4 separate regions of the Homo sapiens genome follow, and regions 1, 3 and 4 are each linked to region 2. The links are chromatin loops, found by intact Hi-C in ENCODE. Cell type or tissue: HCT116. All regions are shown on one strand. Links, peaks and the distances in the headings refer to the core of each region. The heading gives the core; the rest is flanking DNA. Region 1 overlaps ODF2L (outer dense fiber of sperm tails 2 like). Region 2 overlaps CLCA4-AS1 (CLCA4 antisense RNA 1). Region 3 overlaps LOC124904210 (a long non-coding RNA gene). Region 4 overlaps CLCA1 (chloride channel accessory 1).

Region 1 (7,793 bases), core at 1,195-6,194, 310 kb after region 2:
TTTTGTTTCTTTATATATGTTACGTGTGCATATATACGTGGTGTTTTAGAAAAATGGAGTAAAACTACTATCTTTGTTTTGTAACTGGACTTTTATACTTAACACTGTATCATCAATATTTTCTCATGTATTGAATATTTTTTGAATAGAAAGGAATCTTAACTTGAGCTCTTTGAACACTTATGGATCCAAGGATGACCTTTATGAAATCCATGTACCCTCTGAAATTCCGTGTACAATTTTGCATTATATGTACATATATATGTGGTTTTGGGTGAAAAGAATTGATAGCTTTTTCACATTCTAAAGCAGAAGTATGACTCTCAAAAATGAGTAAATAGTCTTCTATGATCTCATTTAAAATGGCTATATAGAATTCTGTTACTGATTTGCTGTAATTCTTTAAGAGATTTCTTATTGCTAGAATTTAGATTGTTGATAATTTTTGCCTATTTGTAAACAGCACTGTGTTGCATTCTATACTCTATACAAACTCTATACAAACTTCTTTTGTATAGAGGATTTTTGTGAGTTTAGTGTCATTGGCCTATACTTTCTGAAGCATTCTTTTGAGATTAATTTAGTAAATTAACTAATTTCATAAATTGCAGACCAAAAATAATTTGGAATACTAGGGCAAAAATCTTTTCAGTTGTTAACTCTTTTAAAAATCTGAATTAAAAGTCATATTAATTTATTGAGTAGTGCTTATTTCACTTCCTACTTTTTTATATAGAGAAATATAATTTGCGATCACTGATTTATAACATTCTTTTCTCAGACAGGAGACAATTTATCCAGCATGTTGCTAGAAAATCTAACTGATAATGAAAGTGAAAATACTGTAAGTCTTTCCACACTTACTTTGTGTCCATTCTTCCTGTCATTGTTATTTGCATGCTGCTTGGTTTTATAAAGTTAGCCAATATTATCCAAGTTGTGAAATTCCTAATTCTTATTTTATATTTGCTCAAGAATCTTAAGAAGAAGGTATTTGAAAAGGAGGCCCATATCCAAGAACTTTCTTGTTTGTTTCAGAGTGAAAAGGTAAGCAAAATTTGAGCTTTTGAGCTTAATTCATTATATTAATATTGACTCCCTTTTTTTTCCCATCCTGGCCCCAACTCCTCAGAAATAAACACAGAAAAGTGTTTTGAAATTCTAGATTATTTGGATATTTTACAGGTTTTACCTATCAAATATAACATCTTAATTTTATTAAGTTTTTTTAGGGTTTTTATGGTGTTTGTCAGGATACTTGGCATAAATCACTTCATATAGGAACTGTTTTAAATTTGTATTGTGTTTCAGTTGGGGAACAAATTAAGGAATTTTAGTGTTTGTAGGAGCATTTTAGGTATACCCATACCTTTATTTAGAAAGATAGATGGGAATTTTAAAAAAGAAAGCCATTAAATAAAAAATGTTGGGGGATAAAACTTAGCCCTGGTTGGGCATGAAATACATTTGTAATAGGGGCGGCAGTTTATGTAAAGTAGTGCTTTGCTTTTTATCAGCTGTTTAGATTGTGCCTAAATCAGGGTAAAATTAAAGATATTGGGCTGGGGATACAGCAAATAATATGGATTTTTTTGGTTTTCTCTTTCTCTTTGTTACAGGCAAATACTTTGAAAGCAAACCGTTTTTCCCAATCAGTAAAAGTAGTACATGAACGACTACAGATCCAAATTCATAAAAGGGAAGCCGAGAACGATAAGTTGAAAGAATATGTAAAGGTTATATATAAATATATATCCATTTTTATAGCTTAAGTGATAAAATTAATGAAAGGCCATAAAGCCTTCCTTAGTTCTAGAATTTGGTGGTTTTAAAATACACAGTTGTTGACATGGGAAATACATATTTAAGGTAAATCTTAATATTTGTGGCCTAACTAAAGGTTTGGGTACAAATTTCAACATAAAAATGCTGTCTCTGTTTAATACCAATCTAGGAAGGATTTATGGAATTGAATTACTTTAAAAATCATTTCCACTTTATAGTTAATTTATATTTACTGTGGAAAATTTATAGAAAATAAATTTAAATATACCAAAATCATTGTTAACATTTTGGTGTACATTATTTCAATCTTTTTTCTCCATCTATACATATATACATACATACTTTCACACGTTTAACAGTCAATACGATGTTTATTTTTTGTTACTAATCGTAATAATTTTAAAATCAGCCCAACTTTGATGTTCACAAAATTAAGTAATTCCCTTATTAAACAACTTTGTAGGAGTATAATTAAGGGGAATTTTTTGGTTTAATTATTCTTTTGGAGTCAAAGTCACTTTGAGATAAGAATTTGAGGTGGCATATCATACAATATAAGGTAACTCTTTTTTTTTTTCCGCCAAAGGCAAAGAAGCAATATTCCCACCTTGAGAGGTTACAGAGACTCAAACTCCATTGAGTGTTGAGGACTTCTGAGTTAGATTTCTGTTTGGTTTTGCACTCCTGAATTATAGCAGATGTCTGCAGCCTGTAGCATGTTTCAAAACCATACTCGAGTTTGGGTGTGTGTGTGTGTGTTCCTTTAAAGGGACATAATGCGGGTTTATGGGGGATAATAAATTTTGTATGCTAGGGCACTGCAGATGAACTGGACTTGGTATTGCAGTGGTCTGTCATAGTAAATACAGGAGAACACATGTGATTGAATACATCTGATGTATGATTGAACATATTAGATAATCATCTTTCCCAATTTATCTTAAAGCGTAGTGGTTATTTTTTATAACCATGATAATTTGGAGAAAGAACATAAGGCTAAAATCCTAAAATTTTGCTATGAAATTCAACTATAATTTGAATTCAAATTCTTTTACCAAAATGCTACTGTTAAGAAATGATTAAAAGAAACTGTCTGAGTCTATGAATTTTTCTACATTTTCTCTCACACACTTTTGGATTTAAGGCATTAAGTGATTAAGGGGTTCAGAATTTAGTTCTTTTTGAGTTAGGTTTGACAGTGGTTTTTTTTTGTTTCGTTTTTGTGTTGTTTTTTTTTTGAGTATGAATCCAATGAACTCAATTTGGCAACATCAATCTCAACTTTTTAGTGTTGAGTAATTTGTTGTATTGAGTCTTTTAAAAATTTACATTATAAACCTCTGGGAACATCCCACAGATGCCTTCCACCAATTTTTCTTTCTAGATCTTTGTTATGTAGCAATTAGAATTAGAACGTTTTCTTATTTTCAGAAGAGACTGAGAATGATTGTCTGTATAAAATGTGACATGTATACAGACATTGCTTTGGAGATAGAAAAAGAAGATAATCAGCTTTATGTGTTCATTCATTTGGCAAATGAGAGGTTATTTTTAAATTATAAAAATAATTTGTCATTTCAGTATACTCCTTGATAGTGTATAAGTGTGGGATTTGATAAATCTGGTGAGAAGATCGTGTCTGGAACTATGTTCAAAAAGAAAATTTAGTTTCTATGTTTAGAAGTTTTTTAACCTAAGAAAGCAACTATTCATGGTGTGATGATGACACCGTGTGGACTTTTAGAGGAATGACAACAGTGTTTCCTGTGGGATGTTCCTTTGTCTTATGTCGACTTACTGTACTGCTGTTTTTCCCCAGCTACTTATGTTTTATGGGATTTTGTTTTTTAAAAACAATTTAAGAATGTATTGCTCCTTCTCTTAGTTTACTTAGTCACTCTTCAAAAAAATCAAATCTAAATCTTAATATATACTTCTTAATCTCAATTTTAGTGGCAGTTAAGAAGCTTAGATTTTGATGATTGTAGAGTTAAGTTGAAAAGTCCTAGGTTTAGCTTGTACTGTGACTCCTTTGCAATTTTTAAAAATTAAAATGGCTTTCTAAGGAATGGGAGACTAAAACTTATTCTGTGATAATTTCACATTCATTTCAGTATTACACAGGTTTTGAAAATGTAAAAACATTAAAATCATAAGTCTTTAATAGATACTTAATACTCAAATACTTTAAGTACACAGTCTTAAAATAATTTGAAATAAAAGCATCTGAGTTACCACATTAAATCACATCCCTCATCTACCCAGCCTAATATTCCGTCTCTCATCATGTCACCAAGAGGTATGCCAAAGAGATAGTCATGCCAATTAGTTACAATCACATTCAATGATAGAAACATGTCCTCAATAATACTTATCTTATGACTCTTATAGTCATTAATTTATCTAAACCTGTGTTTGGTCTTGGAATAATGACTTCCATACATTTACTTTATTGGATAAAGCAGTATTTTATTATCTTTAATGTAACTCTAGTGTCAGGGCGTGCCCCCTAAATCTAGTAAATTAAAATTTGGTAAAAAAATCTGTTTATCTCGTCTATAGCCTTCTTAAAGATTATAATCATATCTTTAAGATTTTGTCTTTCAAAGTGAAGAGTCCTAATATATTTGGGGAGCTACCAATTCCTTTGAACATTGGTACATATTTGGATTGTTTCTAGCTCAATTATGTTTTTTTAAACTAGTTTTTAAAACTAGTATGATGTATAATATTCTAGATGTGAACTAAAAAAACTATCTGAGTTAATCACAGAAGTTTTAAGGAAGTTAGTGTTTGTACCATAATCACTATAGTATCTTTGATAATGGTAGCATTAGTTTGATATAGGATTATATGTTTTAAATTTGCATCCTTTAACAGGTTATAGAGAAGCATTGGTCCCCAATGTGTAGAGGATTATTGTATTAGGCCATTTTAACATTGTTATAAATGCCTGAGACTGCATAGTTTATAAAGAAAAGAAGTTTAATTGGCCCACAGTTCCACAGGCTGTATAGGAAGCATGATTCTGGCATCTGCTCAGCTTCTGGGGAGGCCTCAGGAAACTTACAATTATGGTGGAAGACAAGTGGGGAGTGAGGCATCTCACATGGTGGGAGCAAAAGGAAGAGAGAGCAAGTAGGGAGGTGCTGCACACTTTTAAACAACCTGATTTCGCAAGAACTCACTCACTATCAGGAGAACAGCACCAAGAGGATGCTGTAAACCATTCATAAGAAACAACCCCCATGATCCAACCACCTCCCACCAGGCCCCAGCTCCAACACTGGGGGTTACAGTTTGACATGAAATTTGGGTAGGGACACAGATCCAAACCTATATAGTTTGGCTGTGTCCCTACCCAAATCTCATCTTGAATTGTAATCTTCAGAATCCCCATCTGTCTAGGGAGAGACCTGGTGGGAGGTGATTGGATCATGGGGGTGGTTTCCCCCATCCTGTTCTCATGATAGTGAGTGAGATCTGATGGTTTTATAAGGGGCTTCCCCCCTTGGCTCTTCACTCTTTTCTCTCCTGCTGCCATGTGAAGAAGGTCCCTGCTTCCCTGTCACCTTCTGCCACGATTGAAGTTTCCTGAGGCCTCCCTAGCCATGTGGAACTGTGAGTCAATTAAAACTTGTCCCTTTGTAAATCACCCAGTCTCAGGTATTTCTTTATAGCAGCGTGAGAATGGACTAATACAGTTAATTGGTACTGCAGAGAGTGGGGTATTGCTATAAAGATACCCAAAAATGTGGAAATGACTTTGGAACTAAGTAATGGGCAGAGGTTAGAACAGTTTGGACAGCTCAGAAGAAGACAGGAAGATGTGGGAGAGCTTGGAACTTCCTAGAGGCTTGTTGAATGGTGTTGAGCAAAATGCTGATAGTGATATGGACAATGAAGTCCTGGCTGAGGTGGTCTCAGATAGAGATGAGGAACTTCTTGGGAACTGGAATAAAGGTGACTCTTGCTATGCTTTAGCAAAGAGACTGACGGTATTTTGCCACTGCCCTAGAGATCTGTGAACTTTGAACTTGAGAGAGATGATTTAGGGTATCTGGTAGAAGAAATTTCTAATCAGAAAAACATTCAAGATATGACCTGGTTGATTCTGAAAGCTTTCAGTTTTATGCATTCACAGAGAGAAGGTTTGAAATTGGAACATACATTTAAAAGGGAAACAGAGCATAAAAGTTTGGAAAATTTGCAGCCTGCCCATGCAATAGAAAAGAAACACCCATTTTCTGGGGAGAAATTCAAGTGGTCTGCATAAATTGGCATAAATAATGAGAAGCCGAATATTAATGGGGAAAATGTTTCTGGGGTATGTCAGAGGTCTTCATGGCAGTCCCTCCCATCACTGGCCCAGAGGCCTAGGAGGAAAAAGTGGTTTTGTGGGCTGGGCCCAGAGCCTTGCTGCTTTGTACAGTCTTGGGACTTGGTGCCCTGCATTCTAGTTGTGGCTAAAAGGGGCCAATGCATAGCTCAGGCCATTTCTTCAGAGGGTGGATGCCCCAAGCCTTGGCAACTTCCATGTGGTGTTGGGCCTGTGGGTGCACACAAGTCAAGAATTGAGGCTTGGGAACCTCTGCCTAGATTTCAGGGGATGTGTGGAAGTGCCTGGATGTCCAGGCAGAAGTTTGCTGCGGGGGTGGAGCCCTTATGGGGAACCTCTGCTGGGGCAGTGTGGAAGAGAAATATGGGGTTGGAGACCCCACATAGAGTCCCATTGGAGCACTGCCTAGTGGAGCTGTGAGAAGAGGGCCACAAGTCCTCCAGACCCCAGAATGGTAGATGCATTGACAGCTTGCACCATGTGCCTGGAAGAGCCACAGATACTCAGTGCCAGCCTGGGAAAGCAGCTAGGAAGGGGGCTGTACCCTGCAGGCCATAAGGCTGGAGCTGCCAAAGACCGTGGGAGCCCACTCCTTGCATCAGCATGACCTAGATGTGAAACATGGAGTCAAGGGAGATTATTTAGGAGATTTAAGATTTAATGACTGCCCTGCTGGATTTTGGACTTGCATGGGTCCTGTAGCCCCCTTTTTTTTGGCCAATTTATTTCATTTGGAATGGGAACATTTACCTAATACCTGTGCCCCCATTGTTTCTTGGAAGTAATTAACTTGCTTTTTATTTTACTGGCTCCTAGGCAGAAGGGACTTGCCTTGTCTCAGATGAAACTTTAGACTTGGGCTTTTGGGTTAATGCTGGAATGAAGTAAGACTTTGGAGGACTGTTGGAAAGGCATGATTGTGTTTTGAAATGTGAAGACATGAGATTTAGGAGGGGCAAGGGGCAGAATGCTATGGTTTGGCTCTGCCCCACCCAAATCTCATTTTGAATTGTAATCCTTATAATCTCCACATGTCTAGGGAGAGACCTGGTGGGAGGTGATTGGATCATGGGGGTGGTTTTCCCCATGCTGTTCTCATGATAATGAGTGAGTTCTCGTGAGACCTGATGGTTTTATAAGGGGCTCTTCCCCCTTTGCTCCTCACTCTTCTGTCTCCTGTCGCCATGTGAAGAAGGTCCTTTCTTCCTCTGCCTTCTACAATGATTGTAAGTTTCCTGAGATCTTCCCAGCCGTGTGGAACTGTGAGTCAATTAAACTTCTTTCCTTTATAAATTACTCAGTCTAGGGTATTTCTTTATGGCAGTGTGAGAATGGAGTAATACACAAACCATATCAGTTATGTACATATTTTTACAATGTTTACATAAACATTGGAGTTCTGAAATAATTTAATTGTTGCTAATTTTTTTTTTAGAGCTTAGAAACCAAGATAGCCAAGTGGAACCTGCAATCAAGAATGAATAAGAATGAGGCTATAGTGATGAAAGAAGCAAGTAGGCAAAAAACTGTAGCTTTAAAAAAGGCATCTAAAGTTTACAAACAAAGGCTTGACCATTTTACAGGAGCTATTGAAAAGCTTACTTCCCAAATTAGAGATCAGGTATGTAAATGCATTCTTTTTAAAATTAAAAGATCTATTATGTACGTA
Region 2 (7,793 bases), core at 1,294-6,293:
AGTTAAGGAAATAGTATCCTCATAGAGCTAAGGAAAAACAAATACACTTATAAATCTACAATTTGATGCCCACTAAACTATCAATTAAGAGTACCAAATTATGGCACTTTTCAGACTGAAAAAATTTACCTCTTACAGACTAACTGGCACTGAAAACTGAAATAGTTCAGCCAATATTCTACATCGCTTAAAGATATATATATATTTATTATATCTATATTCATGTATATTATATACTATTGATACATATATGATACATGTAATTAATACAAGTATAAAAACAAGCATGGGAATTATAAACATCTAATTCAAAATAATGATTATTTATGAGAGAAAAAGAAAGGAATTGACGCTTCCTTTGTATCTTTTAAGCTAGTATACATGGGCATTTATTATATTATTTTTAGACTGTTTTGTCTCCTTGAAATATATTTTAAAAAGGAGAGAGTTTTTAAAAAGTAATGATCTATAATATAAAATATTGCACAAGACAATAAGAACAGGAAATTCCACAGATTTGGACACTAAAAGGGCACTCCAGAGAACTATCTTCCCAGGTAAGGGAGAATGAAAACAGAACCTTTTCAACCTTCGTACATTTGCTCATATCATTTCTCCTTCTCTCCTGTTACAATAAAAGAGATGTTTTTCTGTCCATCAAAGAACAGTCCTTTCCCTGTATGTTCTGGATCCTATGTCTCCCACCTTCTTAAAACACATATGTTTATCCCTTTTCCCTTTTATATTTTCATGTTTTCCCTTTCTACAGAATTTTTACTGGCATTTCAGTCTCTCCTATTTTTTTTTTTTCTTTTTGAGACTGAGTCTCGCTCTGTCACCCAGGCTGGAGTGCAGTGGCGCGATCTTGGCTTACTGCAAGCTCTGCCTCCTGGATTCACGCTATTCTCCTGCCTCAGCCTCCTGAGTAGCTGGGACTACAGGTGCCCACCACCATGCCCAGCTAATTTTTTTGTATTTTTAGTAGAGACGGGGTTTCACCGTGTTAGCCAGGATGGTCTCGATCTCCTGACCTTGTGATCCTCCTGCCTCAGCCTCCCAAAGTGCTGGGATTACAAGGGTGAGCCACCGCGCCCAGCCAGTCTCTCTTATTTTTAAACTTCTCCTCCCCCAAATTGTCACAAACGCAAATATTGCTTCTACTTACTATCACAACCCTATTTCAGCCACTTTCTTGTTTATCTCCTTCCCGTACCAGTGAAACATCTTGAAAAAATTATCTCCAATTATTGTCTCAATATCTGGACCTCCCAATTACCCTTGAAACACTCCAATGTAGTTTCTGCTCCTATCCTACCACTCCATAGAAATTACTCTCTTTAAGATTACTGGTGATTACTATCTTGACCTCTTACCATCACTTGATATTCTGTACCACTTGTTTCTCAATCATCTTCATAATAAGCGCAATATTTGTTGAATGTTTGCCATATTCCAGGTGCTGTGTTAATGCGTTAAATTTGTATGCATTATTTCCTTCTTGAAACCTCTCTTTCTTTGGTTTCCATGACAACACTTCTCTGATTTTCCTCCTACCTCTCAATAGATAGTCTGGTTTCTTTGCTCATCCCCATCTTTCTGGCCTTTAATTGACAAAGTTCCTCAAGATACATTTCATAACTCTTCTCACTCTAAAACAGAAAATTTCTCCATTTATATGTATCTATTTATACGCAGATGACTTCCAATTTTCTTTTCATTTCATCTATTAACATTTCTCCGTGTAAATCTTTAAAAGATAAGAACTCTTTTGTTTGGTTAAACATAACCACAAAATCATTATCACACATAAAATTAACAACAGTTCCTTAATGTTAGAAAATATCCAGAGAGCACTTTTCCAATTGTCTAATAACTATCATAAAATTTTTTAGAAAATTTAAAATAAAGGTTCTCATCAAATTACTCTATTGATTTCAATCCTTTAGTGATGTCTCATTAGTCTTAGGATAAAGAACAAAATCTGTATCCTGGCCTGTAGGCCCTGTATGGTTTGTCCTGGCTTCTCTAGTCACCTAGATCAATGAATGGAATCTAAAGATTTCACATTGATTATTTTAAGTTGATATCAGGTGGATAATATTAAGTCAAAAGGTACTGAACCTTTGATTGTAAAATTTGCATCTTTTGGAGTTTGTTTTGACCAAAAGGAGGGAGTTGAGAAATACTGATGAGTTAAATGATGCAGGCCTGGCTCAACAAAGCTGGAGAATGGAAGGGTCTTGATAGACATAATCCTAAGACAGTCGATTCCAGTATGCTCCTCAGTAAACTTGCAGGTTTTGGGAATAATCAAATACAATTGAAATTGTCTTCTTTGTTACGCTTGGACAAACTTCACAAGGACAGACTGCCTAGGCTGACCTCTTTGCTGCCATCTAATCAGTTTACCAAGAAAAATGTGCAAACAAGACTCAGTCTTTCCAGACTGTAGTTTTTTTTCTCTCAGAAGTGAAGCATTTGCCCTTGTTGCTTGACAACAGTATAATGAGTGTTTCCCTATATGTGAAAAAAATTTTCATATAAATAACCAAATATCTCAGTTATTCTTTGATAATAAAAGCTTGGGCCAGGCATGGTGGCTCATGCCAGTACTTTGGGAGGCTGAGGCAGGTGGAGGCTGCTTGAATGCAAGAGTTTGAGACCAGCCTGGGCAACATGATGAAACCCCATATGTACAAGAAATACAAACTTAGCCGGGCCCAGGAGGTGGAGGTTGCAGTGAGCTGAGATTGCTCCACTGCACTGCAGCCTGGGTAACAGAGCAAGATGCTGTCTTGAAAAAAAAAAAAAAAGCTTAATCTTATCCTCAAAGATAATATTTCCCACTCTTACTCATCTTAATACTTCGATTGACTCAGTTGTTCAAGATAAAAATCTGGGACTATTTTCAATGCTCTCTGGTTCCTCATCCTTACCTCCCTCCCAGTATTCAATTCAATTCAATTCCCTCCCAATATTCAATATTCAGCAGATCTGAATCTACTGATAGCAACCATGATAGTCTGAGCCAAAACCATCTGTTGTTGGGACTATTGAAATACTCTCCTAAATGGTCCTAATTTTTCCCCCTACATTCATGTTCATCCTCTTCCATTTCGTTTCTGCATAGGAGCCAGGGTGTTTTAAAAAACCGTGTATCTCATTATCTCTCCTTGTTTAACTACAATTGGTCCTTCATATCCATGGGCTCTGAAAGCACAGATTCAACCAACCAGGGATAGAAAATATGTGGAAAAAAAGAATAATTAAAGACAAAAACATGACAGTAAAAACAATACAAATAAAAACCAACACAGTATAATAACTATATAGCACTTACATTGTATTAGGTATTATAAGTAATCTAGATATGATTTAAAGTATCATCTCTTTAAAGGAGGATATGCATAGGTATGGCGTATATAAATACTATGCCATTTTATATAAGGGGTTTGAGCATTCAAGGGGGAAGAGTGGCATCCTAGAACCAGTCCCCTGTGGATACTAAGGGATGACTGTACTTCAAATGATTTCTATTATACCTATCATAAAGTGATAAAATCATGAATCCCCAATATGGCCAACCCTTTCACCAGGCCCTGTTTAGCCTGCCACCTACCTTCCTCGACTCATCTGGTATAGCTGTCTCCCTTACTCACAACTGTAACCACACTGCCCTTATTTAAATTCCTTTAGATAACAAAACTTTTCCCACCTCAGCACCTTCACTCATGCTTTTCCTGCTGCCTTAAATCTCTCTTGCTGCTCATTATTTAGGAGTTGGCTCATCACTTTCTCAGAGAAGCCCTTCCTAAACTCCGTACTAAATTAGGGATTCCCTTGTAAGTCCTTCATGTCTCTAAACACAATTTATATTCATTTATATAATAATTTGTGTAATTTAATCCCTACTAATCTATAAGCTCAAAAAGGTCAGAAATCATATCTGCTTTTAAAAATGTTTTATATAATACAAGCCTAGCACATAGCAGGCACTAAATACTCTGAACAAATGAGTGAGATAAGGTATGTGGAAGCTTTTCGCACAGTACCTGACACATAGGCACTACTCAAATTTATTTTCCTTTTTTATTTTAAAGATTACATTAGATATTGGTCTTTTACTTAATAGAATGTTGTTAGTCTTTTTTTAAAGTATGTATTTTAAATCTTTTGAATGACTATGATAATTCCACTAGATGTCAGACTAACCTAAAAATTTGTTATAAAATTAAAGTACTGTGTATGATTCCAGTGTTCAGTTGACTGGTTAGATGATTCTCATGTTGTTAATTTGATGAAGAGAGGTAATGTTTTTGTAGATACCTTTGAAATTAAGATTATGGATGCTCCATGATTGTATATTGAGTACCCAGGATATAATCCTCTTGTGCTGTGGAAGGTTATAGATATTTTGGGTTTCTTACCAAAGACTTGCACTGTCCCAATAATAAAATACTTATAAAATATAATAAAAAATAATAACTGCTAATATTTATTGAACACCAACTATATATCAGACACTTTGATAAACACTTTATATGTTTTATCTCATTTAATCTCCATTAGTAAGTTATGATAGTAATTAAAAGTGTCTTCATTAATAAAAGTTTTGTGAGATAAATAGTATTATTAACCTCCTTTTGAAAACTAGGGTTTAAAAAAGTTAAATAGCTGTTCCTAAAGGCTCTAAAAGAGGTAGTATAACCTATCAAAATTATTTATAAAAACATTTTAAATAAAAGTAACTCCCTATTTTGAAAACATAAAGATTTTTTATTTTTTATTTTTTATTTATTTGTTTTTTAATTATACTTTAAGTTTTAGGGTACAAGTGCACAGTGTGCAGGTTTGTTACATATGTATATATGTGCCATGTTGGTGTGCTGCACCCATTAACTCATCATTTACATTAGGTATATCTCCTAATGCTATCCCTCCCCCCTCCTCCCACCCCACAACAGGCCCCAGTGTGTGATGTTCCCCTTCCTGTGTATTAAAACATAAAGATGTTTTAATAACAATAGTCTTGTCAACATTCACGGCACGTGGAACTTGGGATTTCATTTATGAGATAAATAAATGATGTTGGTTAGCGGAAGAGATTAGGATGGTAGTGGAAAGAGCATACAATTTGGAATTAGATCTTGGTTTGTATCTCAGCATCACCATTTACTAGCTTCAGTCTGAACTTGGGCAAGGTATTTCACATCTCTGAGGCTCAGGTCCCAGTTAATTGGGGTTATAATACAATGTCTACCTTGCTATGCTGAAGTAAAGATTAAATAGAAAAATATACAGAAAATGCTACTACAGTGATTGGCATGTGATAAGTTATAGTTCAATATATCTTGTTTTAAAAATTTTTGTTATAAATGTCTAAATCTAAGAGCAGAAGATATTAATTTTGTAAATACTATGGGTTACAAACCTCTCATATTTTGGTCATGGTAGATGAATATACAAAATAGCAATGTCAAATTCATACTTGAATGGCTTAAAATTTATCTATGGACAGTTTACAAAGACTAATTGTTTAATTCTCAAAATTAATGAGAACATTTCCATGGAAGAGTTAAGAATTAAGATAATATATCTTGCACTTAATCAACATTTTTAAAGTAGCATTGGTGCTTTGATATGATAGTAAAGGAGGTTGAGAGAGAAAACAGATTCATTCTTTTCCTTCCATGTTTATTACTTGTTATCATTTATTAATGCTAACATATTACTTCTGGCCTAGACTCCTTTAATAGCCTCCAAAATTATCTCTCCATTTCACTTTCCTTTACACAAGTTTTCAAGATGAATACTTCTAAAAATATAGCTCAAATCATATTACAATTTGCTCAAGCATCTGCCTACTAAGGAAAGTATATATACTACTCTTGTTAGAGCCATGTCATAGGCTAATTTCCTCATTTTTACTATACAGTATGCACCTGTAAGTATTCAGAACTGCATCGAGATATGTGGGCACAATAGCTAATGTCCCTGATTCAATTTATATTTTGAAAATATTTGTAAATTTATTTAATGGGGCTGGAGTGAAATATATTTTTCTTTTACATTTAAGACATTTAAAAAACCCAGAAAAATATAGATAATAGTGTAACAAAAACTTTCATTCTTCTCATATAGGAATAACAATTTTTAAAATCATAACTTAGTTTTTTTAAGGGCTAAAACATTATTGTTTAAGCTTAAGATCTAGGTAACTAAATCAACACTCTCAGTCTCATTCACCTTTCTGCCCTTCACTCAAAACCTCCCCTAGGAAGAGTTTAATGTATTTCCTGCCCAGTTTTAAAAATACTTTTACTTATTTATATTTACAGACAAATATAGTATATCTTATGCTGTAATTTATGTACATGATAGCATATTGTACCTATCATTTTGTAATTTTTTTACACAGTATTATATATTTCAAATCTGTTTAATATAGATTAGATGAAATTCCTTTTTTTTTTTTTTTTTTTTTTGAGACAGAGTTTTGCTCTTGTTGCCCAGGCTGGAGTGCAATGGCGCAATCTCGGCTCACCGCAACCTCCGCCTCCCGGGTTCAAGCGATTCTCTTGCCTCAGCCTCCAGAGTAGCTGGGATTACAGGCACGTGCCACCATGCCTGGCTAATTTTGTACTTTTAATAGAGACAGGGTTTCTCCATGTTGGTCAGGCTGGTCTCGAACTCCCGACCTCAGGTGATCCTCCCAAAAGTGCTAGGATTACAGGTGTGAGTCACTGCGCCCGGCCAGAATTCATTTCTTTTAGCTGTTTTATAGAAGTCCATCACATGAATATACCACATTTTATTTGTCAATTTCCTTATTGCTGGATGCTTAGATTGTTCCAGTCTTCACTCTTAAAAATATGCTATAGTGAGGGGAGGAGCCAAGATGGCCGAATAGGAACAGCTCCGGTCTACAGCTCCCAGCGTGAGCGACGCAGAAGACGGGTGATTTCTGCATTTCCATCTGAGGTACCGGGTTCATCTCACTAGGGAGTGCCAGACAGTGGGCGCAGGCCAGTGGGTGTGCGCACCGTGCGCGAGCCGAAGCAGGGCGAGGCATTGCCTCACCTGGGAAGCGCAAGGGGTCAGGGAGTTCCCTTTCCGAGTCAAAGAAAGGGGTGATGGACGCACCTGGAAAATCGGGTCACTCCCACCCGAATATTGCGCTTTTCAGACCGGTTTAAGAAACGGCGCACCATGAGACTATATCCCACACCTGGCTCAGAGGGTCCTACGCCCACGGAATCTCGCTGATTGCTAGCACAGCAGTCTGAGATCAAACTGCAAGGCGGCAACGAGGCTGGGGGAGGGGCGCCCGCCATTGCCCAGGCTTGCTTAGGTAAACAAAGCAGCCGGGAAGCTCGAACTGGGTGGAGCCCACCACAGCTCAAGGAGGCCTGCCTGCCTCTGTAGGCTCCACCTCTGGGGGCAGGGCACAGACAAACAAAAAGGCAGCAGTAACCTCTGCAGACTTAAGTGTCCCTGTCTGACAGCTTTGAAGAGAGCAGTGGTTCTCCCAGCACGCAGCTGGAGATCTGAGAACGGGCAGACTGCCTCCTCAAGTGGGTCCCTGACCCCTGACCCCCGAGCAGCCTAACTGGGAGGCACCCCCCAGCAGGGGCACACTGACACCTCACACAGCAGGGTATTCCAACAGACCTGCAGCTGAGGGTCCTGTCTGTTAGAAGGAAAACTAACAACCAGAAAGGACATCTACACCGAAAACCCATCTGTACATCACCATCATCAAAGACCAAAAGTAGATAAAACCACAAAGATGG
Region 3 (7,793 bases), core at 861-5,860, 170 kb after region 2:
TAAAATACGATAGATATTTTTTCTATAGTAGCTTTTTTGTGGTTAATGGTTTAAATCATTTCAGGTGGTGATTTTTTTTTTTCTTTTCAAACAGAGAACGAGCTGGGTAAGGTGGCTTACACTTGTAGTCACAGCATTTTGGGAAGCTGAGGTGGGAGAATCACTTGAGGCCAGGAGTTTGAGACCAGCCTGGGGCAACATAGCAAGATCCCTGTCTCTGTTATTTAAAAAAAAAAAAGATAGAAAAGTGGTAAGAATTTAAAGCATCTAAAGCCACTTTTGGGATTCTGATTCAAAGTCTCACTAGGTTCTCAAACCATCTAGCCCACAGTGACAAAGATTAGCAAGATGTCAGTTCTCCTGATTTAAGAATCTATTCAGCAGTAAAACAGAACAACAAAACAAAAAACTCCAACTAACTAGACAACTATGTTATGTTAAATTAGCAAATTTGATTGACACACATTATCCAATGTTAAAACAGAAAAACAAAACAGACAAGCAAGCTAGGCCATTTAACTACATACTTTAAGTTAGTAAATTTGATGGACGCACAGTCATAAAAATTCCAAAGTCAATAGCTATGTTGAGAATAGTCCCTTGTAATAGTTCTTCCCTGAATCCATAGGAATTTCCCCTTATTTCCTGGTTAGTGGAAATATAGATAAGGAAGGCACACAGGACATTGAATTAAATACAAAATATTTCCTGCATATGGGACCTTGACTACACAATAAAAAATTAGATCTATAATGAAAGCATTTAAAATTCCTTTCTGAAAAGTAAAATGCAAGAAAAAAATGGCTAATGTTAGATGTTCATCAGATAAACTAAAATGTTCCTGAAGTTACTTGTACTATTACTCTAGAAATATTTACGGATTATCTTGTCTGGGTCAATTGCTTTAGTTCTACCTGCCTGCAAATAGAGCTCACTAACACAGTATGACCTTACTCAACTTGTTGAACCACTCTTTGCCTCAGCTTCCTGATTTGTAAATATGGATAATAATGTTATTGACCTAGGGTTTCTGTGAAGAAAAATGAGATAATATAGCAGAAGCTCTTAGAGTAGTGCTTGACACATGGAAAGTGCTTAGTAAATATTAGCAGTTCTTAGTATTATTACTAAGCTATGATAAGTATTTTGTTATTCTAATTTTGTTATTATTATTCTTGGTTTTAATAAGTATTCTGTTACTGCTATAAGGAAAGTAGTTTTCCACTTCTTTCTTCATCCAGCAAATAATGTCTTGTGAATAGCATTAATATAATTGCAATTGTGTTTCTGGAGTGAGCCTGCCAATGAATTAACCTGAAAATGCTTCTTGGCTATAGGGACTAAAGCTGTTGAACATCTGAGGCTTGTACAGTGTTGGCTCAGTTCATGCAACTAAGCTTCTTTCAAGAGGAAATATAATAAACTGATGAAAGAGATTGGCTTCCAGAGTCAGACTAACTGTGATTTACATACTGCTTAAGTCACTTACCAAGTGAGGTTGCAGGCAGATCATTTAGCTCTCAGTCTTAGTTGTCCATCTACACAGCCTTTTGATAAGACATTTCTTCCCCTTAGTGGACCCAGGGTGAGTTTCAAGGGCATGAGAGACCTGTGTAGTCACTTATGGCCCTGCACTCAAGGGGTCCTGTGCTTGGTTTAATCCTCTGCTTCAGTTGTCTTAAAATTCTTAATAATTTTATCTTTGAACTTGTGTTTTATAAGGGAAGCCTGATGGGACAATAGAGAACATGTGTAACTAGTGGAGATAGGTGTGATTATGTGTATCTGCCATTCCTTACTGTGCCATTTGCATACAGGTTCCTGATGGCTCATGCACAAAGAATTTGGGTAGGCCTAGAATGCTTGGAAAGTCAGTGAGACTCAAAATGCCAGATAAGCATGCCATTTCTAGGACTGAGTAAGCAGGTGCCCTGACATCTTGAGACCACACTTTTAGTTCAAACCAGAACTTTCTTTAAACACAGAAAGAAGGCAAAGACATTCTAAGAAACATAAAAGACCACGTGATTCTACCTATCCTTTTTTATTTGTGTTACTTCCCTGTATTTGCCAATTACTTGTGCTGAAAATGATGACATAGAAGGAAGGAGAAAGATGAGGCAGCCCATAGTTCCTTTTCCTTTCAGTCTTTTCTTATTCATCAGTCAGCTGAAGGTAGAGGGTGTTGGTAGAATGTGAACATATTAAGTGAAATAAAAACACTTGAGCCAGTTTTATGCAGTATTTTCATTGTTTTGACAAAACAAAGTAAGTATGCATGTACAAGCTACAAAATACAAATTGTGTATTCAATATACAAGTTAAAAGTTCTTACATTTGTGTTTAAAACTGGCAACACATAATGTAGATGCATTATGTGGTGAAATTCATGTGGTGAAATTCATATGAATACTTTAGAATTATAATTTTTCTTTACTTAGAACATTAAATGACAAAAAAGTAACAAACAAACAAACAAACAAAAAAACACCGTGACAAGCTGAGATGCACTATGGAAGAAAGAAAAAAGCTTTATATTTTAGTGACTTTAATTACACTTTTTTCCTGATGTTTGAATAAGGCCTTGGTCCTGCATTTTCATTTTGTACTGGGTCCCCAAAATTGTGTAATGTGTCCTGTCCTCTTCCGATGGAGTGTAGAGTCCACAGGACCAAGGGGTTGTGACACCCAGTGTGTGTCCTCCCACAGCCCCACATTTCTAGAACCTGCATAACATACCCAACATGAAATTCCCTGACAAATGACTCATCCTGCTTCCATGGTCTGTGTGTGCCACAACTGACTTGGAGTTCTTCCTAGGGAAGATTGTGACAAAGATATGTATACTTCCAGGTTGGAAAGATGGACAAAGGGTAGCTATTGATGTGGTGTATGGGCTGATGAGGCCACACCCATATGCATGAGGCCTGCTGGGGTTTGGACTGTGGAGTAGAGAAAGATAGGAAGATGGTGAATCATGGCCCATCTGTTCCTGAGGTGTCATGTCCCACCATCACACTAAGAGGTTTCCAAGAATTTTAAATTTGAACCTGGACTTCCAAATCCTTATGAAGGTATATTTGTCAAGACCGGAGATAACACATTGTAACAGCTTGTAGGCCTGATTTATAATGTTTACATATTTAGACACATGGTATCTGGATCTACATTTGTCCTCTTGCCTCAGGACACTCAAATATTAGTGGAGGACCTAGACGTGAAGATGTGAAGCACTTAGTGCCTGGCACTCAGTAAAACAAGACAAAACAAAACAAAAAACCCAGGAAACGGTAGCTGTTATCATTATCAGATAAAATAATTAATGATAATGATAATAATATCACACCATTTTCTTCTCTGTCAAGGCCCTGAGTTTTGCTCACCTCTCCCTCACCCTGCACTTTCCCCCCCGAGTTGGTGTGATGATGGTGGTAGTATTTTGCTTTCCAAACCTCAGATTAGTGTCTGAGGAGGGAGACTTTTCTCTACATGGACTGGTTGCCTTGATCCTTAAAGTGCTGCCTGGGGTCCCACTTCCATGCCCTACCAGTAGGAGTAGTGCATTCCTGTGCCTGCCTGAATCACACGTGAACTCAGTGTGCCCTCTGGAGTTTGATTTGTGCTGTCCATTGTACAGGTCATCACTAATTTTTAGTCTCCCCTCCCCCTTAAGAATTCTGAGCTTCTTTGAAATTTAGGAAAAGCTTTATCTCTAGAAACAGCTAAAATAGGTTAGGAAGAAGCATTTAACATGTTTTCCTTTTGCATGTGGGTTCAGGAACCGAGTTAAATAGATTTTTCTCAATTACAATAACTTTGCATTGCTTGGGCTTTTTAATTGAATGACTTTCTTGTCCTCTTTATTTAGTTCTTACCTGGGTTGTTAGATTTGACTGTCTATGTGAAATTTTACTGTAAGCCTCCTTGAACACTGCTTTGTTGATTTGTCTTCTCTTTCTTAGTTTAATGAATCACTCTAACAGATTTTTTTGGGAAAGATTTTGGCGTTTCTTTAAAAGTCTGAAACCATGTAGAATTACTTGGAGGCAATGAAAATCTATTGAGGCCATATGTCAGGTGTATTTTTAAAGTATAATTTAAAGATTATAGTGTTTATATTTTCTTTATTTTTGATATTGTTCTGGGCAATGATTTTTTTGGATTCGACTCCAAACCTCAGGCAACAAAACCAAAAATAGACAAATGGTATTACATCAAACAAAAAAGCTCCTGCACAGCAAAGGAAACAAATAACAGAGTGAACAGGCAACCTGTGAAACGGGAGGAAATATTTGCAAGGCCATACATCCAATAAAGAGGGAATATCTAAAATATATAAGGAACTCAAACAACTCAATAACAAGAAAACGACCTGATTAAAAAATAAGCAAACGGCCTAAACAGACATTTCTCAAAAGAGGATGTATTAGTCAGGGTTCTCTAGAGGGACAGAATTAATGGAATATATAAAGGGGATTTTTTAAAATGTTAACTCACATGATCACAAGGTCCCACAATAGGCCATCTGCAGTCTGAGTAGCAAGGAGAGCCAGTCTGATTTCCAAAACTGAAGAACTTTGAGTCTGATGTTCAAGGGCAGGAAGCATCCAGCACGGGAGAAAGATGTAGGCTGGGAGGCTAGGCCAGTCTTTCTTTTTACATTTTTCTGCCTGCTTATATTCTAGCTGCACTGGCAGCTGATTAGATTGTGCCCACCCAGATTTAGGGTGGGTCTGCCTTTCCCAGCCCACTGACTCAAATGTTAATCCCCTTTGGCAACACCCTCAAGGGCACACCCAGGATCAATACTTTGTATCCTTCAACTGAATCAAGTTGACTCTCAGTATTAGCCATCCCTTGTCAACTTGAAGCCATACACATCTCCTAAGATCACACATAATCTTCAAATAAAGACAATAATAAGGTCATAATTACGCTTAACATAATACAACTATCCTTCATACAACCAAAATGCACCAGTCCCCAACCCAAATACATAAAGTTAACGATACTTAAATGCTAATGTGAAGTCAATAAATCTTATGTCACATGATAAAGGAGAAAGGAAAAAAAATGAAGATATTTTCTTGGTACAAGTGTGTACATGTACAAACATGTTTTTAACAAAAGAAGGAGGAAATACTCATGACAATTACAGTCCTCGTTTCTACAGCTGGTCCTGTCGTGGTAGCTGATACCAATGACTACCTTGTTCTACTACCCATTTTGTATCCCATTTGCCTTCAGCAAGCACCTCAGGCGGCCATGTTTTTTCCCTGTTGGAGTGACCCAACCCTTCATTCCTGAAGGGCCTGGATCATTCGTAGTCCTGCCTGGATTGGGCTGTTGTAGTTTCCCATTACCTTAATCACAGGGCATGGTAATACTAAGAGACACCCTAATGGATCTCCTGTATTCCATTCATATTCTTCCTTACCTCCATTGTGGAGTAGTAGACTAATTTCATCTTGATAGTCCGGGTCAATCACCCCAGCCAACACTGTAATTCCATTCTTAGCCTGTTGACTTAAAGGGAGGAGAAGCCCAAAGTGTCCAGGTGGCAATCTTAACTTCCAGTATAATGGATCGTTGTGTCTCCTGGTGGCAGCATTCCTCCCTCTGGAACTAAGACCTCCAGGCAAGCAGAACATAATGTCATGGGACAAGGAAGCAAAAATTTTGCTAGTGAATCACTAGGGGTGATGGTGAGTGGTGCTACTTCTACTTCCACCCCTTGATTCCTGGACCCATGAATCCTGGCTATGGGAGAAACAGTACCATATACTGGACGCTGATTCAGAACGTCCATGGCCTTCTGGAGAACTGTGCCTCAGCCCTGCAAAATATTGTCACCTAGTTGGCTTTGTAATTGTGACTTCAAAAGGCCATTGCACCGTTCTATCAATCCAGCTGCTTCAGAATGTTGGGGAACATGGTAAGACCAGTGAATTTCATGAGCATGAGCCCACTGCCACACTTCTTTGGCCATAAAATGAGTGCCTTCATCAGAGGCAATGCTGTATGGAATCCATGATGGTAAATAAGGCATTCTGTGAGTCCACGGATGTAGTCTTGGCAAAAGCCGTTTGTGTAGGATAGGCAAACCCATATCCAGAGTAAGTGTCTATTCCGGATAGACACTTATTCTATCCAGTGAGGAAAAACCTCTGCTCTTTCCATGATAAAAGAGGTCCAATATAATCAATCTGCCACCAGGTAGCTGGCTGATCACCCCAAGGAATGGTGCCATATGGAGGGCTCAGTGTGGGTCTCTTCTGCTGACAAATTGGGCACTCAGCAGTGGCCATAGCCAGGTCAGCCTTGGTGAATGGAAGTCCATGTTGCTGAGCCCATGAGTAACCTCCATCCCTGCCACCATGGCCACTTTGTTCATGGATCCATTGGGCGATGACAGAGGTGGCTGGGGAAAGAGGCTGAGTGGTGTCCACAGAATGGGTCACCGGGTCCACTTGATTATTAAAATCCTCCTCTGCAGAGGTCACCCGTTGGTGAGCACTCACATGGGATACAAATACCTTCACAGTTTTTGACCACTCAGAGAGCTCCATCCACATGCCTCTTCCCCAAATTTCTTTGTCACCAATTTTCCAATCATGCTTCTTCCAAGTCCCTGACCATCCAGCCAAACCATTGGCTACAGCCCATGAATCAGTATATAATTGCACATCTGGCCATTTCTAATTTCATGCAAAGTGCACAGCCAGGTGCACTGCTGGAAGTTCTGCCTACTGGGAAGATTTCCCTTCATTGCTGTCTTTCAAGGATGTCCTAGAGAGGGGCTGTATTGCTACAGCTGTCCACTTTCGGGTGGTTTCTGTGTATCTTGCAGAACCATCTGTGAACCAGGCCCTAGTCTTCTCTTCCTCTGTAAGTTGACCATAGGGAACTCCCCATGAGGCCATTGGTGCAGGCTGAAGAAGAGAAGGCAGGGTGGCAGGAGCAGAGACCATGGGCATTTGAGCCACTTCCTCATGTAACTTACTTGTGCCTTCAGGACCTGCTTGAGCCAGATCACATTATATACCACTTCCATTTGATGATGGAATGCTGCTGTGCACACCCCACTTTATAACTAGATGGATCAGAAAGCACCCAGGTCATGATAGGCAGTTCAGGGAGCATGGTGACTTCATGACCCATAGTCAAATATTCAGTTTCCACCAAAGCCCAGTAACAGGCCAAGAGCTGTCTCTCAAAAGGAGAGTAGTTATCTGCAGAAGATGGCAGGGCCTTGCTCCAAAATCCTAGCTGTGATTCACCTATGGGGACCTGCCAAAGGCTCCAAACAGTATCCCTATCTGCCACTGACACCTCAAGCACCATTGGATTTGCTGGGTCATATGGCCCAAGTGGCAGAGCAGCTTGCACAGCAGCCTGGATTTGTTGCAGAGCCTTCTGTTCTGGACCCCCCTCAAAACTGGCAGTCTTTTGGGTCAGTTGATAAATGAGCCGGAGCAACACAGAAGACATACAAATAGTCAATAATACATGAAAAAAATGTTCAACGTCACTAATTACTGGGGAAATGCAAATTAAAACCACAGTGAGATATAACTTAACACCTATCAGAATGGCAATTATAATAAAGACAAAAAATAGTTGTTGGCAAGGATGTAGAGAATAGGGAACCTAGTATACTGTTGGTGGGAATGTAAGCTAAGACAGCCATTAGGGAAAACAGTATAGAGGTCTCTCAAAAGACTAAATTATCATATAATCCACAAATCCTCTTCTGGGTATATATCCAAAAGTTTTAAAATCACTATGTTGAA
Region 4 (7,793 bases), core at 951-5,950, 210 kb after region 2:
GCATCTCCTTAAAGGGCCATCAGGCAAGCAAGACCGGAAGCAGACATGGAGAGGGTGTTGTACCAACTTCTACTTAAAAAGATGGTGTTGTTTTTAAATGCAGGAATAAGTGTGCGTTTTTATCAAGTTTCTTTTGAGAATCTATTGGAACAATCATTTATTTTCTTCTTTTCTTCATATACTATATTCATTACTTACTATTACAACATTTTTGGATTTCTGGAAGACATTCTTACTTGGCTTTAATATGTTTGTTTTTCCCTTAATTTTGCCAGATGTAATTTACTATCCTTTTATTTGAAATCTTTGCCTCTATCTTTTTAGAGAGCCTGTAGCTACAGAATTTTTTCATTCCATTTGTCAGGTTTTAGTATCTGAGTTGTACTAACTCTTTAAAATAAATTAGGAAGTTCCCTATCACTTCTGTTTGCACTAAAGCAGTTTTTGTGCACTGAGACTGCTGGCTGCAAGAATTAGCCCATAAATTCATGGCAGCCAAGCGTTCTTTCCAAGTGTTGTACTTGATTTCTACTGACATCGCGCAAGGTTTAATTCAAACTGGGAGGAGTTTCTGTTTTGCTTTGATATTTGGATTGTTTTTCAGATAAGTTTCACAGTCCCTCCCAAGCCCATTCATACTGACAGAGTCCACACAGATACCATTCTGGGCCGGGCATGGTGGCTCACGCCACCATGATGTCAGAGGTAGTCCCAGCACTTTGGCAGGTCGAAGTGGGAGGATCTCTTGAGTCCAGGAGTTCAACACTAGCCTGGGCAACATAAGGACACCCTGCCTGTACGAAAACTTAAGATCAGCCTGGCAACATGGTGAGACTCCATCTCTACAGAAAATATAAAAATTAGTCTGATGTGGTAATGTGTGCCTGTAGTCCCGGCTACTCAGGGGGCTGAGGTGGGAGGATTGCTTGAGCCCGGGAGGCTGAGGCTGGAGTGAGCTGTGATTGCATCACTGCGCTCCAGCCTGGGTGACAGAGTAAGACCCTTTCTCAAAAAAAGAAGATATTATTATTCTGCCCTGAAGGCACCGAAGAGCCTCATTAGCTCTGCTTACGTCACTGATGCTGGTATGGGATGATGGAGACACTAAACACAGCAACTGTAGATTTTTTATAGTTGGTACAGTTAAAAAAAAAGAAAAAAGGAGGCAAATGACTTCTAGCTGCAGAGTGAATAATTCAATTAACTGAAGCACTTGTAAAGTAAACAAAATGGTAGTTTTGTGGAAATCTGAAAAAGAAGGCACTAAGAATGAATTTGAATTAGAAAATAAGCCAGGACACACATTTTTTAAAGTAATCAATTCAAGAAAAAAAGGTTGCAATTTAAAATAGTTTGGAACAAGTTAAATCAAAATATACATACCTTACTGCTTGTATTCTTCCATTGGATAAGTAGAATTTCTCATCATTATTGTACTCGTCAAATACTCCCCATCGTAGATGAGCCCACTCATGGACAAATGCCCTACCTGTGAGAAAGTATTTTAAAAAACTGATTACAATAAGAATGGCAAAATTACCTTCTCACACTGGAAGAAAGCAATGTTTGGAATATTTATGCTTTGCTGTGTTAATTTTTTAAATTAAAGACTTGATTTCTTTAGATCTAATATAACTGTACGTTTTCTTAAAATATAAATACTTATTTTGGCTTATCAAATGTTAATCAGGCACCTAGTAAGTGCCAAGCCGTTATTCAGACACAAACAGCTGCCCTATCCTCACATAGCTCCTGGTGTAGTGGAGGGCATGTGTGATTAGAAGCTAAAATGCCTGGTGGTACAGGTATGATGACAGAGGTCAGCAAAGGCGGCTATGGGAGCCCAGGCATTCCTACAGCAGCCAGGGCAGCATCCTCAACCAATTCTCCTCCCTCATGGCTCCTATCCCATCAGACCTCAAGGTCTGCTTACTCCATCTCTGTCTTTTTTATTCATTCTCACCTTTCCAGGCCCATTGCCACTTACTCCTGAATTGCTGCAATAGTCACCAGATTGGCCTCCATGTCTCCATCCTTCAGGGTAAGTCCAACTTCTCAACATGGTGTACAAGGTCCCTGATGCCTCAGGCCTGCTCTTCTCTGCAGCCTTATTTCTTGCTGTTCTCCACTCCCTTCCCAAACTCTAGAATTAGGATGAATTCCTGAACTCCTTTTTTTCCTAGGTCATATCATGCTCTTGTTCAACTCTGGTCTTTTTTTACCTATGTTTCCTTAGCTTGGAATACTTCCTTCCCATCTTTGTCTGGATAACTCTTATTCTTCTTTGAAAATCAAGCTTCTATGTGCCTAGAAGCCTGCCCTGAAATCCTCATCTTAGGCCCAGTACTCCGCGTTTGCATTTCACCATCTCCCATTAGGCACTTACAATGATAAACAGTCATTGCTACTTACTTGCCAGTCTCCCACAATAGAAAATTGTCTCCATGAGGACAGACAATATGACTTCTTCACTGTCATATCTGGGCACATAGTGTCTAGAACTTAGCAGGCATTCAGTGATATTTGTTAAACTTGAGTGAATGACTTATGTACAGCTCAGTTTTTCTGGAATGTAAATTCCAAGGAAGGCTGAATTTGGAGGGTTATGTGAGGTGGGGCATTCTGTGGAAACTCAGTATCCCACACTAAGGATTGGGACTTTATTCTGTAGGTATTGGTGGTCTCTTTAAAGATGATTGTGAGAGAGTTGGAGTGGAGTCACAATACAGAAAGGAAACACTATTAAGGAATGGTTTTATATATGATCATGATGGCTGGAGTGGGCTCAGGAGTGGGATGAGGCAGTCAGGTCAATCAATTCAACACTTATTTGTTGAGTCATACATTGAGAATGTTCTGTTCCTGTTATGGAGGTGAAATGTGTTGTAGAACAACAAAGAGGTACGCTTGACACATCCTTTTGACCAGGTCTTTAAGCGCTCTAGTGTGTTTGGGGATGGGGCTTGGATAGCGTTCTTTTGTTTGCTTGTTTTCTGTGCCTTATATGTTAAAAAAAATCAAGCTGGTTCTAGGGGATCCAAATCTTTTTTGAGGTAAAGAAATCTAATGCTAGTTATTTAGTAAAGAGTCACATTTGATTCTTGGAAAGTACATTTTATATATATGTCATTACTTGTTTAATATTTCCTCCAATAATTGTTATATGTACCTCATATACAAATGATAAAGTTTATTTATCATTGGAGTTTTTTCTTTAGTTACATGTTTTTGAGAGATGAATTGCAAAGGTATTCTGTCTGCTACTCAAAGTGTGATCCACAGACCGGTAGAATCAACATCTCCTGTGAGCTTGTTAAAAATGCAGATTCTTGAGTCCCATCCCACACCTAATGAATGAGAATCCCCCCCCTTTTTTTTTTTTTGATACGGAGTCTCGCTCTGTCGCCCAGGCTGGAGTGCAGTGGCGCGATCTTGGCTCACTACAACCTCCGCCTCCCGGGTTCACGCCATTCTCCTGCCTCAGCCTCCCAAATAGCTGGGACTACAGGCGTCCGCCACCACGCCCGGCTAATTTTTTGTATTTTTAGTAGAGACGGGGTTTCACTGTGTTAGCCAGGATGGTCTTGATCTCCTGACCTCGTGATCCGCCCGCCTCGGCCTCCTAAAGGAGAATCCACATTTTAACAAGATTCATATATAATTTGAATGCACGTCTGAGAGCACTGCACATATACGCCATCTGGTGGCTATTGTATGAATTGCAGGTAGAAGATTTAATTCCGTTGTCTCCTTACATATCCATAGAAACTTAATACAAATTAAATTCTTTTACAGTTATAGTATGATGCTATAATAATAATTTACGAGAATTCAAAATACCGTATTTATACATGTATCTAAAGTAAATTAAATTCATAGCTGAGAAATGCTGGAAATTCTAAGTGAAATGCATGTTCTATTTTAAGTGAAAAATGCTATGATGTTTTATCTCTAATTGTTTGGCTTATACATGCTTACTCACAAAGATAATGCTAGTGTTGATACACTTTGAACATAAAATAGTTAAATTGTATGAGAAGTATGGTAGAATATTTCATACCTTGTGGTCCATATTCAGCTAACTTTTTTCCTGCAATGAAATCAGGAGTGAGGTGGATCCTTTCACCCTTCTCTCCACAGTTGCCCATCTGCTCAGTGTAGGGTTCATCATTACCTGGAGGAGTAGACTCAGCAACCAGAACATCAGCCTGAAATTTAAGAAAAAGTTTCTATCATCACAAAGTTTCAGCAAATGAATTAACCATATTCGTACTGGAGTAAGTTTCAAACAATCACATTTGATTCTAGAATATTTTGATTTTAAAAAATCTTGGTTACAGGAGAAAGTGGAATTTTAAAGAAGAACTTGATATTCTCACATTTTTGTAGGTCTCAAGTTTTGGTCTCACATAGTCAGCCTTTGTCTTCCATGTTTCAGGAATCAAAATGGCAACATTTTTGAAATAAAATCGCTTTCCTGTAGCTTCAAGCAGATACAGAGATGCCTGGGTCACCATGTCCTGGGAAGAAAAAGAAAACATACGTAACAATTGACTGAAAATAAATTAAATTATCAGTCATTCAAATTCACATCTGGATTTCACATTTTCAAAAACTTGTTATTTGTTAAGATGGGAAGAAGAAATATAGAAATACCTTTTAATAATAATAGCTAAGCTTTGAGAGCATTTACCAAATATTCTGTGTCACCGAGTAATCAGTAACAATGCAGACTCTGGAGACAGACTCTAATCCTGGCTGCACCACTTTTTGTGGGACATTCGGCAATTTCTAATTCTGAGCCTCAGTTTTCCCATTAACAAAATGGAATATTATATTATAGTGACTGGCTGATAAGGTTGTGGTGAGGAACAAAGTGAAACATATGATGTGCTAGGAACAGTGTTTACTTCGCACAAGCAAGTATAAAATATTAGCTATGCGTTTCACTTGCTTCTTTGAGAATCCACAAATCTTTGAGGGTGAAACTGAGACTTAGTATAATTCTCAAGGTCTCACAGCAAGTAGTAATGAAGAGAAAAAGTGAATGTGATTTTAACACCTGCTGACTCCTGTAATAATTTTGGGATTATATACTAAGTCAAATTAAATGTAATACTAAATGTTGTGGTATTATTTATTTATTGATTCATTTTTCTTTTTTTTAAACTTTGCCAAGTGCTGATAGAAGTATTTATTTTTTGTGCAGTGTGGTACTAAGAGATATAAGAAAATAGCATAATTATATATTTTCAAATTACACCTAATTTTACTTCTCTAAAATGAAATAGCTGCAGCGTTAAATTATAAATGTGTCTGCAGATTCCCTGTGATATGTTATGACGAGAGAGTAGGGAGAGTGATAGAAGATACTGTTATAGAAAGGGGGCAGTGTATCTGTTAGGACTGAAAACCATTTGCTTCGAAAGTGAGCATAGACAGAGGAAAAAAGAGGCTGAAGACTGAGCCCAGGGAATGTGGGGGACCCCAGCATTCAGAGGTAGAAAGAGGAGGAGCCAATACAGGGGCCTCAGAAGGGCAGTCAGTGCCTGCAGAGGAAATGAGGAGCTGTGGGATGAGAGAGCTATAGGGAGGAGGGCGTGATCATCGGTGTCAAGCACTGCTGAGCCATCACTTCATATGAGGACTAAGAACTGATCACTGGACTTGGCAGCATGGTGAGCCCTAGTAGTGGAATAAATACAGCAGCTCCGTAAGAGTGGTTTCAAGAAAGTGGGAGGTGAGGCAGTGGAGACAGTAAATACAGACAACAACAGGTTCAGAAGTTTTTCTGTGAACTAAAGGGGAATGGAGAAATAGGCAGCAGCTGGAAGTGGACTTCAGGACAAGACAGTTTTGTTTGTTTTAATATTATATTATAAAATATTTCTATGCTAATGAAAAAAAAAACAAAAATGTAAAAGAAAAAGGGGTCATTGCAGGAGCAAAGTCCTTGCGGGAACAGACCAGAGTGACTAGACTCCATTGCCTAGTGGGGGTCGTGTTAGGAGCAGAAATGCTTCACCATTTTATGGGGAAGCAGCACTTGGGTGTTAGTGCACGGGTAAGTCCTGCTGTGCCTCTTCCTAAGGGGTAAACTTAAAGAACTTATTTTACTTCTCTGAGCCTCAATTTCTCCCTTTCAAATAGTGATAATAATGGTTGCCTCTATTTTTTTAAGTGTTCTTAATGATTTACATTTTCTCCTTCTAAAACTCCCAGATTTTTAACACTCACTAGGAGAGTTTAATATTATGTCACTTTAAAAAATAAAATTAAAAAATGAGCCAAGATCACCAAAAACTTGAAAAGTAGGTATAAAACTTCATATATTAGAGTATTGTTTTACCATTTGACTTGTGAAATGTGAATTTCCAATGTCTCCCAGGAAGAATAAGTACCATGAAATGCTCTTGTCTTCCACATTGTAATAGAAACAATAATAAGGGATCTTTGTTTTGGCATCTGTTTCAGATTTTCAGAAAATGACCTCATATCCTAATACATATTTAGACTCTTAGGCTGAGAGAAGGTTGGGGGTGACAGTTTATAGAATGGGCTAGAAATTCCTTCAGGACAGGGACAGTATATTGACCACTGGACTTCTAGTACCTGACATAATTTAGATGCTCTGTAAATATTTGTTGAATGAATAAACAAACAAATGGATAAATAAAGTGGGTTTAGTAAATGGCAAAGTGGTATAGAACTGCCAAGACAGGCACAGTGCCTGGGGTGCTGAGCATTGCAGAGACTCCAAAATAACCCTACTGTGTACCTTCTGACGTGCGTGTGTGCGTGTATGTCTGCGTGTGTGCATGGGCGTGTGTGTGTGCACACGAGCTTGTGCGTGTGGTGTGTGTGTATGTATATTTGACGGGGGAAGAGAGAGTTTCTCTCTGACTCTCCCTTCCTCATCTTGTGACGTGTACTCCCCCTGCTAATATTAGCAAGAATGCAGTGGATGGAAGTGGTGCAGAGCGATTAACTGCTCTTGTAGGTGGGGAAATCTGGGGACTGTCCTGCTGAAGCAAATATTTTAAAAGCTGAGTTAGGGGCTTCTGTCCCCACAGGGGCACCAGGGGAGAGTCTCTCATCAGCAAGAAGGTTGTTGGAGTAGAGGGAGGAATGGTTGGGAAAGGTGGCCAAGCCCTCAACGAGGTCCCTCAACTCTGCAGATCTGGAACATCAAATAGGAAGGAGTTAGGGACTTTGAGCATTCTATTCACTAAAGTGTTCTTGTTACAGAGAAGGAAATGATGGAAGCCAACTTATCTCACCCCCAACTTTAGGATCCATACTGGAAAGACAATTTAATAATTGTAGCGAGAAGTACGTATCTCGGGAGGAAAACCTCCAAGGACAATGAAGTAGAAGCACTTTGAAAGCTCTAGTCACTATATACTGTAGATACAAATTACCACGGTCACTGAAGATGAATACGGCATCTACATTCTCCTTCTGGCATATTGCTGAACCCCACTGTCTAGCCAGAGACTGAAACACACTGGTCACATGTTTGCTGATGCCACTTCCAAATTTAGAAACAATCAAAAACTCACTCAACATTTTAGATGATTGAGAGATTCAAGAGGTCTGAATCTCCCTTTTACCACAGACAGCCTGATCCTCTTTGGGTTAAGTAGGTAAGCTTTATGGTGAGTGACACCCTCCACTCTGTTCCCTATCCCTATCCCCTACTGCTGCAATTCTCTAACCACACACTGTAGAGATGGTTTTCTTTCCAAACATTATCTTTCTATATTTGCCTCTGCTTAGAGCAGTGGATCTCT

What was found. Hi-C counts contacts between places; a loop is a spot of excess contacts. Peaks named below come from ENCODE experiments on the same cell type or tissue, not always from the same donor. Only the 100,000 strongest peaks of a DNase experiment are listed, where the experiment ranks them.
Region 1: a loop joins it to region 2, with 5 times the contacts of the local background. A loop is called at or near these places in 21 of 110 quality-filtered maps.
Region 3: a loop joins it to region 2, with 2.9 times the contacts of the local background. A loop is called at or near these places in 16 of 110 quality-filtered maps.
Region 4: a loop joins it to region 2, with 4 times the contacts of the local background. A loop is called at or near these places in 31 of 110 quality-filtered maps.

What each region holds. Positions count from the first base shown.
Region 1 is chr1:86,376,185-86,383,977 of GRCh38, reverse strand. ODF2L (outer dense fiber of sperm tails 2 like) reads left to right here. Exons shown (of 17, transcript NM_001366781.1): 5 at 782-844; 6 at 976-1,047; 7 at 1,620-1,736; 8 at 7,560-7,745. Among named protein-coding and RNA genes, the nearest start is that of ODF2L, 16 kb to the left of the region's middle. In HCT116, for the core only: a CTCF peak has its summit at 3,513; a DNase peak (open chromatin) is centred at 3,507.
Region 2 is chr1:86,684,203-86,691,995 of GRCh38, reverse strand. The region is part of intron 4 of CLCA4-AS1 (CLCA4 antisense RNA 1); the gene reads left to right. Among named protein-coding and RNA genes, the nearest start is that of CLCA4-AS1, 16 kb to the left of the region's middle. RefSeq lists an enhancer at 7,123-7,770. In HCT116, for the core only: no CTCF peak of the experiment used is centred there; a DNase peak (open chromatin) is centred at 4,225.
Region 3 is chr1:86,511,582-86,519,374 of GRCh38, reverse strand. All of the region lies in intron 1 of LOC124904210 (a long non-coding RNA gene), which reads left to right. Among named protein-coding and RNA genes, the nearest start is that of CLCA4, 32 kb to the left of the region's middle. In HCT116, for the core only: CTCF peaks have their summits at 3,396 and 3,598 (motif pointing left); DNase peaks (open chromatin) are centred at 1,854 and 3,574.
Region 4 is chr1:86,470,144-86,477,936 of GRCh38, reverse strand. CLCA1 (chloride channel accessory 1) reads right to left here. Exons shown (of 14, transcript NM_001285.4): 2 at 4,380-4,520; 3 at 4,061-4,208; 4 at 1,384-1,489. LOC124904210 (a long non-coding RNA gene) reads left to right here. Exons shown (of 3, transcript XR_007066206.1): 3 at 1,972-2,041. Among named protein-coding and RNA genes, the nearest start is that of CLCA1, 5.1 kb to the right of the region's middle. In HCT116, for the core only: a CTCF peak has its summit at 3,710 (motif pointing left); a DNase peak (open chromatin) is centred at 3,686.